Regions from separate parts of the Homo sapiens genome. Here region 1 is linked to region 2. The links are chromatin loops, found by intact Hi-C in ENCODE. Cell type or tissue: PC-9. All regions are shown on one strand. Links, peaks and the distances in the headings refer to the core of each region. The heading gives the core; the rest is flanking DNA.

Region 1 (5,393 bases), core at 337-5,336, 78 kb after region 2:
ACCAAGTATATTAGGCATTCTTGAATGCTAGATGAATGATACCGTTTAGTGTATAGAAAAACTGATTCAGTGTACAGTTTAAAGATTGAAATTTTAGAATAAAAATTAAGATCCACACTTCATGAGAAAATTTGACCACCACATTGAAGTGATAGTTTGCATGTCTGGTTTTAGGTCCTTTGTAACAAACTCTACTTAAAAAAAAAAAAGAAAAGAAAAGAAAAGAAAAGAAAGAAAGGAATTAGGGAGTGCTTAGTGATATTCTTCTTGGCTGAGTTAAAGCAGTTTACTAGACTCAGCTTGATCTTTGCCTGTTACTGCTGTCTAGACGCCTTCCATTCATTGTATTACGGATTTGGTTCAAGATGTCCAACTTCCTCTTTTCTCACAATAGAGAATGTAACATAACAGACATCTATAATTAGTTACTTAAAAATACTTTCTGAGGAAGACAATATTAAGAACAGCCTGCCATCATATCCACCTATTTGCAGCCTAACTTCTCTTTTCCTTTTAAAGAAACCTCCCAAGAAGCTTGTCCTGAGCTCCTAGGACTACTCCTGAAGCACATTCATTGACTCCAGAGACTCAGGATAGGAGGGCAGCCACCCCCACAAACACTCTCACTTCCGAGCTTCTTCTGGGTTATGTCACTTTCCTTAGCTCCCCATGGAATGAGACATTTAAATTACAACAGCCCATTCAGAGAAACACAACAGCTGCCAATTTGACCTTCTCTCGGGATTTGTGTTTGAAAGAGGGTCCTAGTTGTCTGGTTCACTCCAGAAAATTACTACAGATGATGTAGTTGGGTCATGTGACACATGGTTAAAAAAATAAACAACTCTCCTGTTGACATATGACCTACAACTAAGACAGAGGCTTTAGTCCATATGGTGAAATATTGGGCTCTGAGGAAATGTCCATAGCTTTGGTTTTCTTAGCATGGAAAACCAATTTGTATTTTCATATTAGGCTTAATCTCAACTGGGTGAGGCTTGTGGTATCTCAATAAATCTGTACTATGTAAAAGTTGCTTTCTGCTTGGCAAGAGCAAACTACAAAAACTTGAAATGAGAGACTTTAAGAACCATTATGTATGCACTCCCTGGCTGCTGGGTTGCTGACCTGGGGCTTTTTACCTGGTGGTCTGATGAGTCATGCCATTCAAAAAAAGAGAAGACAGCAAAGATATTTGAATGGTTAGCTATACAGGCAATTAAAAACCTGCTGGGTGGGCTCTTTCCCCGCGAGGCCAAGATGCTGATTTGGAAGATAACAGTGGATTCTTTCTCTGGTGCCTACTAATATTCTAGAAATGGAGTACATAGAGAAACTGAAGCCAGGCTCAGAAAAGACAGCCCACAGACTTAGTGTTCAAGTAATTTACACTCTTGACAGGTCTCTAAGAGGTAACTTTTTCTTTTTAAAAAATTTCAGCTATAATATTGACTTGGAAGAACAATCTGGACACAAGCAAGCTTGATCATAGTGCTGTAACACAACTCAGTGTCTTGTCTCTTAGACCAGCTCCTGAGTTCTCTCTCTTTCTCTCTCTCTCTTTATGCTGATGCTGTCGGCACTCACCAACAGCCAGGCTGGAGACCTTGGAATCCTCACTGACTCACTTTCCTTACCAAGGCATAAGATGAGTCTATTTTTCGAATATTTCTTGTCTCTTTATCTCCTCCTTTTTGCCCCTCCCACCACAAAAGTTGAGAATTTCATCTTCTCACAATGGGGGTATAAAAAGTTCCTCAAATTCTCTACAGTCTTCTTCTCCCTTTCGTTATATGCCCCCAGAATGATCGTTCTAAAATGCAAGTCTAAGCACACTACAGCTTAAAAACCTTCAGTGACTCACCTTTACCTCAGGAACGAGGGCAGGTTTTTAATATGGCATAAAATTTGGATTTACAAGTCATCTGACCTATCCTAAATTCCTGCTCTGTGGGACCTATCTCATTCTACCAGAGGGTGTCAGATTCTTATCAGTTTCACACCAGGCCGGCCAGCCCTGTTCTTTGCCCGAATTGCTCTTTACTTTCTTTACTTGCTGATTCCTTTTCGTCTTCTGATGGCTGTCTCAATTGTTCTCTTCTCTGTTAGCCTTCCCTAACCTCCTCAGTGTTTTCTAACCCCCTCCTGGGAGCTCTCTAATGTATTGCTTCTATTAGAGCACATACCATGGTACACTATAGTTATCTGTTGACTAGGGAGTGATGTCCTCAGCCGTTGTCAGATATATGGTAAAAATCAGTGAATGTTTGTTGAATGACTATATACAAAGCAAGTTTCTTCCTAGAACATGTTTTTGACCTGGTAGAATTTTGTTTCTGGCCTTCTGATTTCTCTGAGGTACAAAGTGCTTCAAAAGGAAGAGTTGTAGGACCTTTGATTGACAACCTAAAAAGAACTGTGTAAGGATATGCCAGCACTTGAATCTGAGGACAATGGAAAATAGAAATCTGATTGGAATAAACTGGTCACATGTGGAGGACATGCTACCATATAAGTACAGGGAAAACAAATTAGGGTGATCCATAGAAAGCAAATCAGGGTTCTTGGAAAAAAATATTGAAAATGGAGGTAGTAGTTCTGGCTGACCTAAATGCATAATGTTTCATTAATTTTTTGCTGACAGATCCTTTCTCTCTAACGTAGCTCTCTGTGTCTTCTTCTTACTAACTATGTGATCTTGAGGAACTCAGGCTATGTCTCAGATTTCTCATATTTAAAAAAGGAGGGAAAATGCCTGCCCTGCCAACATCATAGGTTTGTTTTGATTTCCAAAATACAGGGAATATGTAATAACATAGTTTTGGCCTATTCATCACATTTCTTTCTTTGTTTTTTCTTCAGTTTTTTGTTGTTTATTACAGTTCCCTTTTTTTATTATTATACTTTAAGTTCTGGGGTACATGTGCAGAACGTGCAGGTTTGTTACATAGGTATACACGTCCCATTGTGGTTTGCTGCACCCATCAACCCGTCATCTATATTAGGTATTTTTCCTAATGCTATCCCTCCCCTAGCCCCCCACCCCCCAACAGGCCCTGGTGTGTGATGTTCCCCTCCCTGTGTCCATGTGTTCTCATTGTTCAACTCCCACTTATGAGTGTGAACACACAGTGTTTGGTTTTCTGTTCTTATGTTAGTTTGCTGAGAATGATGGTTTCCAGCTTCATCTATGTCCCTATTCATCACATTTCTAATAGTAAATGAATGTAGAGAAGAAATGCTGATTTTGTGACTATTTGTCATGTATTGACTAATGTAACACTTTAGAAGATATAATTATATTTAAATTCATCACTAAATTAGCCATTTTGTGTTTTCAAAGAAAGTTAAGAATGACCTAAAATGTTAACTGGGCATGGTGGCTCATGCCTGTAATCCTAGCACTTTGGGAGGCTGAGGCAGTCGGACTGCTGAGTCTAAGAGTTTGAGACCAGCCTGGGCAACATGGCAAAACCCTGTCTCTACAAAAAATATAAAAATTAACTAGGGGTTGTGGTGTGCACCTGTAGTCCTAGTTACTTCTGGGGGTGAGGTGGGAGGATCACGTGAACCTAGGAGGTCAGGGATACAGTGGCCTGATCACAGCTCACCGCAGCCTCAACAACCCTGACAGAGAGACCCTGTCTCATTAAAAAAAAAAAAAGACCTAAAATATTGAGTGAAGGCTTTTCTCATCAGAATTCTGAAGCTATTTTACTGTACTCGTCCAACTCAGAAATGCAATTATGTAGGTAATTATAGTTTGTATTTGGAGATTAGAATTCATCCTATGAGTAGTTTGCATATGCATATCATACACAAAGTGCTGGAATTATATTATGACATTTTAAAGTAAAATAAATGGTTGAACTAAATGAATTTGTTTATACTGTCACCTGTTAGCGCTTGATATTGTAAAAATGAAGAAGTTTGAGAATGTGATATTAATATGCTTTTAAAACAACTTTATAGAATTTGATAGCTATTATAATTATAATTATAAACAGTATCAAGCCAAGTTAATAGATAAATCTTTTGGAACTGCCTTTCTTTATAATAAGTAAATAAAAATAATCAGTAATTCACCTGCAATAATTTGCATGAAACTGGGTACAAACCACTTTTTGCTGTGCGTTCCTCATTTCATATTAGTGGTTGAGAAACGTTTCCTGGCTGAGTAGTTAACATGTGAATAATGCTTATCGAATTAACGTATTTGAAGTATTAGAAAGTCTTAAGCTCTTTTTCCTGTCATCGTATTTATAATTTTCATTTCCATTAACCAGGTAAATAAAGTTTGTTAAGTGAAGATAATCCTCCCTATTCTTTTTCTAATGAAATATCAATGAGAATTCCATTTAAAATCATTTGTGGAAAGAGATGTGAATAGTTAGCACTATAAATAACGTTTTTGTCTATTTTTAAATAGGATCTGATGCCATCAAAAGTCACAAGAACTGGCCGGGCAAGGTGGCTCACGCCTGTAATCCCAGCACTTTGGGAGGTCAAGGCTGGCGGATCACGAGGTCAGGAGATTGAGACCATCCTGGCTAACACAGTGAAACCACGTCTCTACTAAAAATACAAAAAATTAGCCAGGCATGGTGGCGGTCGCCTGTAATCCCAGCTACTCGGGAGGCTGAGGCAGGAGAATGGCGTGAACCCGGGAGGCGGAACTTGCCGTGAGCCGAGATCACGCCACTGCACTCCAGCCTGGGCGACAGAGTGAGACTCTGTCTCAAAAAAAAAAAGTCACGAGAACTGTCTGGAAATGTGAGCAATTTCAAGCGAGAGATTAGTTGTTTTACAAAGTTCATTAAAATATGCATCAACCATTCTTCATCTCTTTGAATAAAGGTAGGACACTATGTAATTTTATGTAGATTTCTTCCAGCTGATATTAAATTTTGAATGCAGAACTAAATGAATTTGTTTGTGTTGTCAGCTTTGGATACCTGATGTTATAAAACTGCAGTTCTAATTGGAAATGTGATTCTGATATACTCCCTTTAGGAGTTTGACTGTTTTACTTACTTTATGAAGCAAGAAATAATAATAAAATTTTAGCTCTCATAATCAAGAGCCATTTGAATACTCATAAATTAAAAATATTTAGATGTCAAGACAGTAAAGCCTATGACATGAAAAGGACCAGATAACTAGTTAAATGAATTTCCATGGGTCAAGTTGCACAAGTAACATAGTCTAGAAGTGTGGATTAATTTTCACTCCGATAACGCGTTATCTTGCTTAAATGTGATTAAAAATCCCCACTGGGTTCTATGTTAATCTTTCCTCCAAAGATTTGGATCTTATCAAGTTTGGGAGCTACTTTGGAAGTAGAGAGTGCTCTCCAAAAGAACTCTCAAGAGGCAGTATCAGTTTTTACAATC
Region 2 (5,393 bases), core at 263-5,262:
ACCAATCTGATTTCTGCTTTCTCTTACAGATAAATGTGTAGCTTAAATAGATATCATAATAAGTACTGCAAATATTACCCCTGAAAATTCTTTATTTTACAGGAATCCCTACATCAACATTACCTGTTCTGTGTCAAAAAAGACAATTTTTTTGAAACTCTGTAAGTATAAATTCAATTTGACTGTGTTGTATAACATAATTCATAACGCTCAAGAAAGAAACAAAATTTTACAATGTATTGTAATTTTAAAGACGATATAATAATCATGGTAACAAATTCTAGAGAAATATTTCTAAAGTTAATAGAAGATATAAATAGTATGTAAATTAACATGTAAAAATTATCTTACAGAAAACATTATTCACAACATAACTCTAGAAAAGACTTTTGCATAATTATAAAAATAGTTCTTTAAATCTTTCAATAAGATACTTTAGAAGAGTATTAAAACTTCGTATATAAGGAAAATATAAGGCTACATATTTTTACTTTATATCCACCATGTTCCATACATGATTTGAGGGTCATTAGCATTTTTAAAATATTATTACCAAAGAGTTAAAAAAATCTATTTCCTAAAATCACAGCCAAGATCCTAAATGTGGGTGTGAACCTTGCATTACAAATTTTTAGACTCTGGTCCTGTTTTGTTACAAATGTAATATATGTTCACTGGGGAAAATAAATAAATAAATAACCCACCACTACCCCATTGCCCCAAGGCAACACACATACCCATTTACCTAACCAATCTCCTTCCTCTGCCCCAGACTTCTTCCCTGGGGTCCTGAGAAAAGATGTATTTAGAAAGTACTATTTATATTTTCTATAAAGAGGTCATTTTAAACCTCTGAACAAATCCAAGTTACTAAGATTCAAATGGTAACCGGAATTTTCTAGGACACGTTTGTTTTTCTATTACTATTAAATATAGAAAGTGGCATTAAATATTACAAACCTGTGTATAAATTTGACAGCAATAGCAAGTAAAATTAATATCAGTTTTACCCAATATCTAATGGAAAAGTATCCCTGAGGACTGAAGAATAGCACACTTAAATTTTACTTATAAAAACTTTGTTTTTAGTATTACCTGTCCCAGTCCATGCTGAATGACCATCAGTAAGTGTAATAACAAAACCAGATTCCAGTGTTTTCTCCCAAGATACTTGTAGAAAATGAGTTATACTGGGTTCAGAAACAAGGTGGATTCTGCTTATTTTTCTCTCCATTTCTTAATACCTGTAATGGGAGAATACAATTAATATTTTTAAAAGAAACTGTAACTCAAATAATGTTTTCTGTACTGGCCTCTCAGCTACACAAACACCAAGGAAATAAGAAAATAAGCAAAACAAAAAAACTGTATAATAGGTTCAACCATTAGATTCAACCATTAAATTCAGTAAATAATACATTCAGTAAATTCACAGTTTTCTTCAATATTAATTCACAATTTTTACAGATGAGAAAAGCAGAGGCCCATAAATGGAAAATGATTTGTCCAAGTAATGAAGATAAAAATTATCATCTCAGCTGGGCGCGGTGTCTCACACCGGTAATCCCAGCACTTTGGGAGGCCAAGACGGGCAGATTGCCTGAGGTCAGGAGTTCAAGACCAGTCTGGCCAACATGGTGAAACCCCGTCTCTACTAAAAAAAAACAAAAAATTATCATCTCAACAATATGCTGAGTAAATTTTACCACTTCTTTTCCCCCAGATTCAATAGGCTTTTTTTCTACCACAAAAGAAATGGTTGCAAGAACTTGTGAGAATGACCTGGAACTGATCTCACTACTGAAATATTACAGTAATTAGAAAGGATAAAATTGACCAAGTATCTTAGTCTCTGTCTGGAGACACTGTCTGGAATGAAAAAGTTGAGTAAGTATAATTCAATGGGGGAAAAAAAATCTCACAACCCAACAGCTGATAGTATCCAGTCATGCCTTGTCTAAGGCAGAGATGACCAGGCTCAGTGACTGAAACACCCTATCCACTGAGACAGGGGCACTCTGTAATAGAGATAAGTTGCATCAGATTATCACAGCCTGAGGCCAATAAATGTTTCTGCATTCTTTAAGTTTTGTATTTAAGTATTATATATAGACAGAAAAGTACATACATCAAAAGTACAAAAGTACAACTCAATGAATTTTACAGTTGAACAAATCCATGTAAGTAGTACCTAGATCAAGAAGCAGAACATTGCTACCCAAAATTCATTCTCACACTCCCTCCAATCTAGCCACTGGCCTCTCCAAATAACCACTATCTTATCTTCTAACAGAGATGAGGGCTTTGAATATTTCTCTACTTTATGTAAATATAATCATACAGCATGTTCTATTTTGTGTCTGGCTTCTTTTGCTCAACATTATGTTTGAAAGATTCATCCACACTATGTGTTAAAGTGATAGATGATTTTCAGGGCAGTATAGTAGTCTATTATATGAGTATAAGACAGGTTATTTATCCATTCCACTAGTGGTAGGCATCTGGGTACTTTCTAGATTTTGACTATTACAAATACTGCTGGCAGAAACACTCTAGCAAATACATATGCATTTCTGTTGAGTATATACCTAAGAGTAAAATTGTTGGATCAGAGGATATGGATATATTCAATTTTGGTGCTACACAGCAAATATTTTTCTAAAAGCGTTGTACCAGTTTACAATTGATAGTATGAGAATTCTGATTACTGCACATTCTTGCAAACATTTTCCATGGTTTTCATGTTAGCCAATTTTTTACTTCATACAATAAAGAAGAAAATAAAATTAGGGGTACACAATGTAATACTGAAAGTTAGAGTTAGAAGGGAGTCAGATCTAAGATCACCATCATCCATTTGTTAAGTACTTTGCAACTGCACAAGAACTTCATTACTTGAACAAACAGACAACCACATAATATAAAAATTCTAAAAACCTAATCTTGCCCTTCCCAAAACAATGATTATCTGAACATTTCCCTCTGTCTTTATCCACAGACACGCATGTTTAAATAAACCTTATAAACAGCTTTTTTCATGGTGGCACAGAGTTTTACACCTAGCATTCTTAGTGACTAAATAATAATCCATTAAGTACTATAATTAATGGAAATATGTTGACATATATATATATATATATATATCAGCTCTATCTTTACTGGAACCCTATGAATATAGCAACTAACAGGATCCTCATTGTATGAATAAAAAACAGAGGTAAAGTTTAATACCCAAGATCACACACTAAGTGGTGGTGCAAGGACTCAAATCCACCACCTGCTCTTCTTACCACAGCACTTTGCTTGTCAGTAGGAATGTGAAAGTCTAGTAGATCTGATGTTAAGAAAAACCAGACTTCTAAAGTTACCAGATAAAGAAACAGGGTTGGACCATGAAAGAGGTATGCTTAGGGAGCTTCTGCCATGTGACAGCATTGCCAGATAAGGAGCTGTTGTTTTAAGACTACTCTAAAACAAAACTAAGACTTTTATTTCCAGTCTCCCATCAAATGGTAGTTAACCAAGCTTATATTCTGCAATCATATGAGATGTGTGGGAAACAAAACAGCCAGTTCTGATTCTGGAACAAGTTACAAGAAAAAAGTTTCCAACTCTGATCTCCTATGCCCTATTGCTGACTTCTGGATATGTCTGCTGAGGATTTGAAAAGTCTATGCCTGTCCCAAAGAAGGCTTTCCACAAATACTTGTCCTTGGATTTATTTAAAATTATTTCAGATCTGTCACCCTTGAATTCTACCCATTTTTCCTAGTAATACCAGTAGGGTCCATACAGATTAAGTATAAATCCTCTTACACACGACAGGCCTCTTCTTAAGACTATATGCTTGCAGTCAAAACAGTTCTTATAAGATGATTTCTGATACCCTCACTAGTTTGATTAATCTCCACAAAATTCTCTACAGTTAATCTCTGCCACTCAAAGCATAGTTCACTGAGTCCCAACTGGTAGTCTAGTTGTATTATAAACAATTAAAAAATAGACAAAGACTATTACTTCATCCTAAATACTGCACTTCTATAATTTCAAGGAAATATCACATTCAGTTTTAATTATTGTTTTTAGTGATAGTGAGAGTGATAGGGGTTGTGTTGAGGGTATTTTGTTATGTTTTTGGCAGCTACATCATTCTAAAAATTCCTATTTGAGTTTAATATCAACTAAACCTTGTTTAGTTGTTTTTCTATGTATGTTATTACTAAGTCACTTTTACTCTATCCTTTGTTTGTAATTTTTGTTGATGTTGTCTGATGTGTTTGCTGAGGTTCAATTTTATGTTTTATATTGGCTTGTTAAGGTTACGTTGAATAGTGATTCTGTTCCTGTGACCCAACATGTTTATTATCTCTCTGACCTTGTCATCTAGAAATCTGATAAACTTCTTCTTCTAAGTATTCAAGTCATGCACATAAAATGTTGAGCAGGACAAGCTCAGGCATAGACCTGTATAGTCTGCCATTAGAAACACCCTCAAGTAGACATCAATCATCAACACTATGTGGGAACACCACTTATATTTCCAAGTCACAAGAATGTAAGAAGAATCCTTGGCAAAATCTATCCACTCTACCAGCCTATCAACACTATTTAAAAGAACAACAACAAAAAAAAAAGAAATTAAAACTGTTAATTAGTGATCCTACTCTTATTTGTAACAATGATAGGTTCTTTTTCTTTTAATCCAAAAGCAATTCTTCTGGTAAATCACTCTAGAATCTTGCCCAGATTGACTTCAAATTTATCAGACTGTAAAATGACACATATTACTTAGTTCAAGCAAATACCTATATTTGTTCTAATACTGTAACGCCTGATACTGTAAAATTGATTTTGTGAGCTTCATTAAAAGATGCTTATACCGTAGAAGCTAATAAACAAAACTAGAGAAATAACATAAAAATTATAAATATGCAAAGAGAAAACATTATAAAAAGTCAGAATCAGGAACAAAGCACAAACTTCCAACATGAAAACATTACAACTATTATTTAATCACATAGCATGAATCTCTCATTAGATGATCCTTTAAAAAAACATTATAAAGTAATCCTTATAGCCCCATCAATTAGGCATGTAAAATTTTTAAATATATTTAAGTTTGTAGGTTTGATACGATAATCACAGAAAAAATAATTTTTAAATATTCCATTTAGTCAAAATTTTCTCCTACAATAAGGTCCTTTGCCTAGATGTGCTTAATTCTGAAATGCTTTATCCATTTGTGAATATTTTCTTTTAGATCAATTAGTCAATACATTTAATGTGCAGTAAATTACTCACATGCTCTGTAATCCTTAAATTTGAAAATTACTGGAAAATCTGTTACTGTTTTTCTATGCCAATCATTGAAAAAGACATATAGTTCAAGGCTT

Evidence for each region. Peaks named below come from ENCODE experiments on the same cell type or tissue, not always from the same donor. Only the 100,000 strongest peaks of a DNase experiment are listed, where the experiment ranks them.
Region 1: a loop joins it to region 2, with 14 times the contacts of the local background. A loop is called at or near these places in 2 of 110 quality-filtered maps.

Annotation. Positions count from the first base shown.
Region 1 is chr5:83,022,482-83,027,874 of GRCh38, reverse strand. It overlaps LOC105379052 (a long non-coding RNA gene), which reads left to right and starts at 4,685. Exons shown (of 3, transcript XR_001742775.2): 1 at 4,685-4,857. RefSeq lists enhancers at 1-299, 406-1,253. In PC-9, for the core only: no CTCF peak of the experiment used is centred there; no DNase peak of the experiment used is centred there.
Region 2 is chr5:83,100,761-83,106,153 of GRCh38, reverse strand. It overlaps XRCC4 (X-ray repair cross complementing 4), which reads right to left. Exons shown (of 8, transcript NM_003401.5): 2 at 1,096-1,244. The coding sequence starts at 1,234. Among named protein-coding and RNA genes, the nearest start is that of XRCC4, 26 kb to the right of the region's middle. In PC-9, for the core only: no CTCF peak of the experiment used is centred there; no DNase peak of the experiment used is centred there.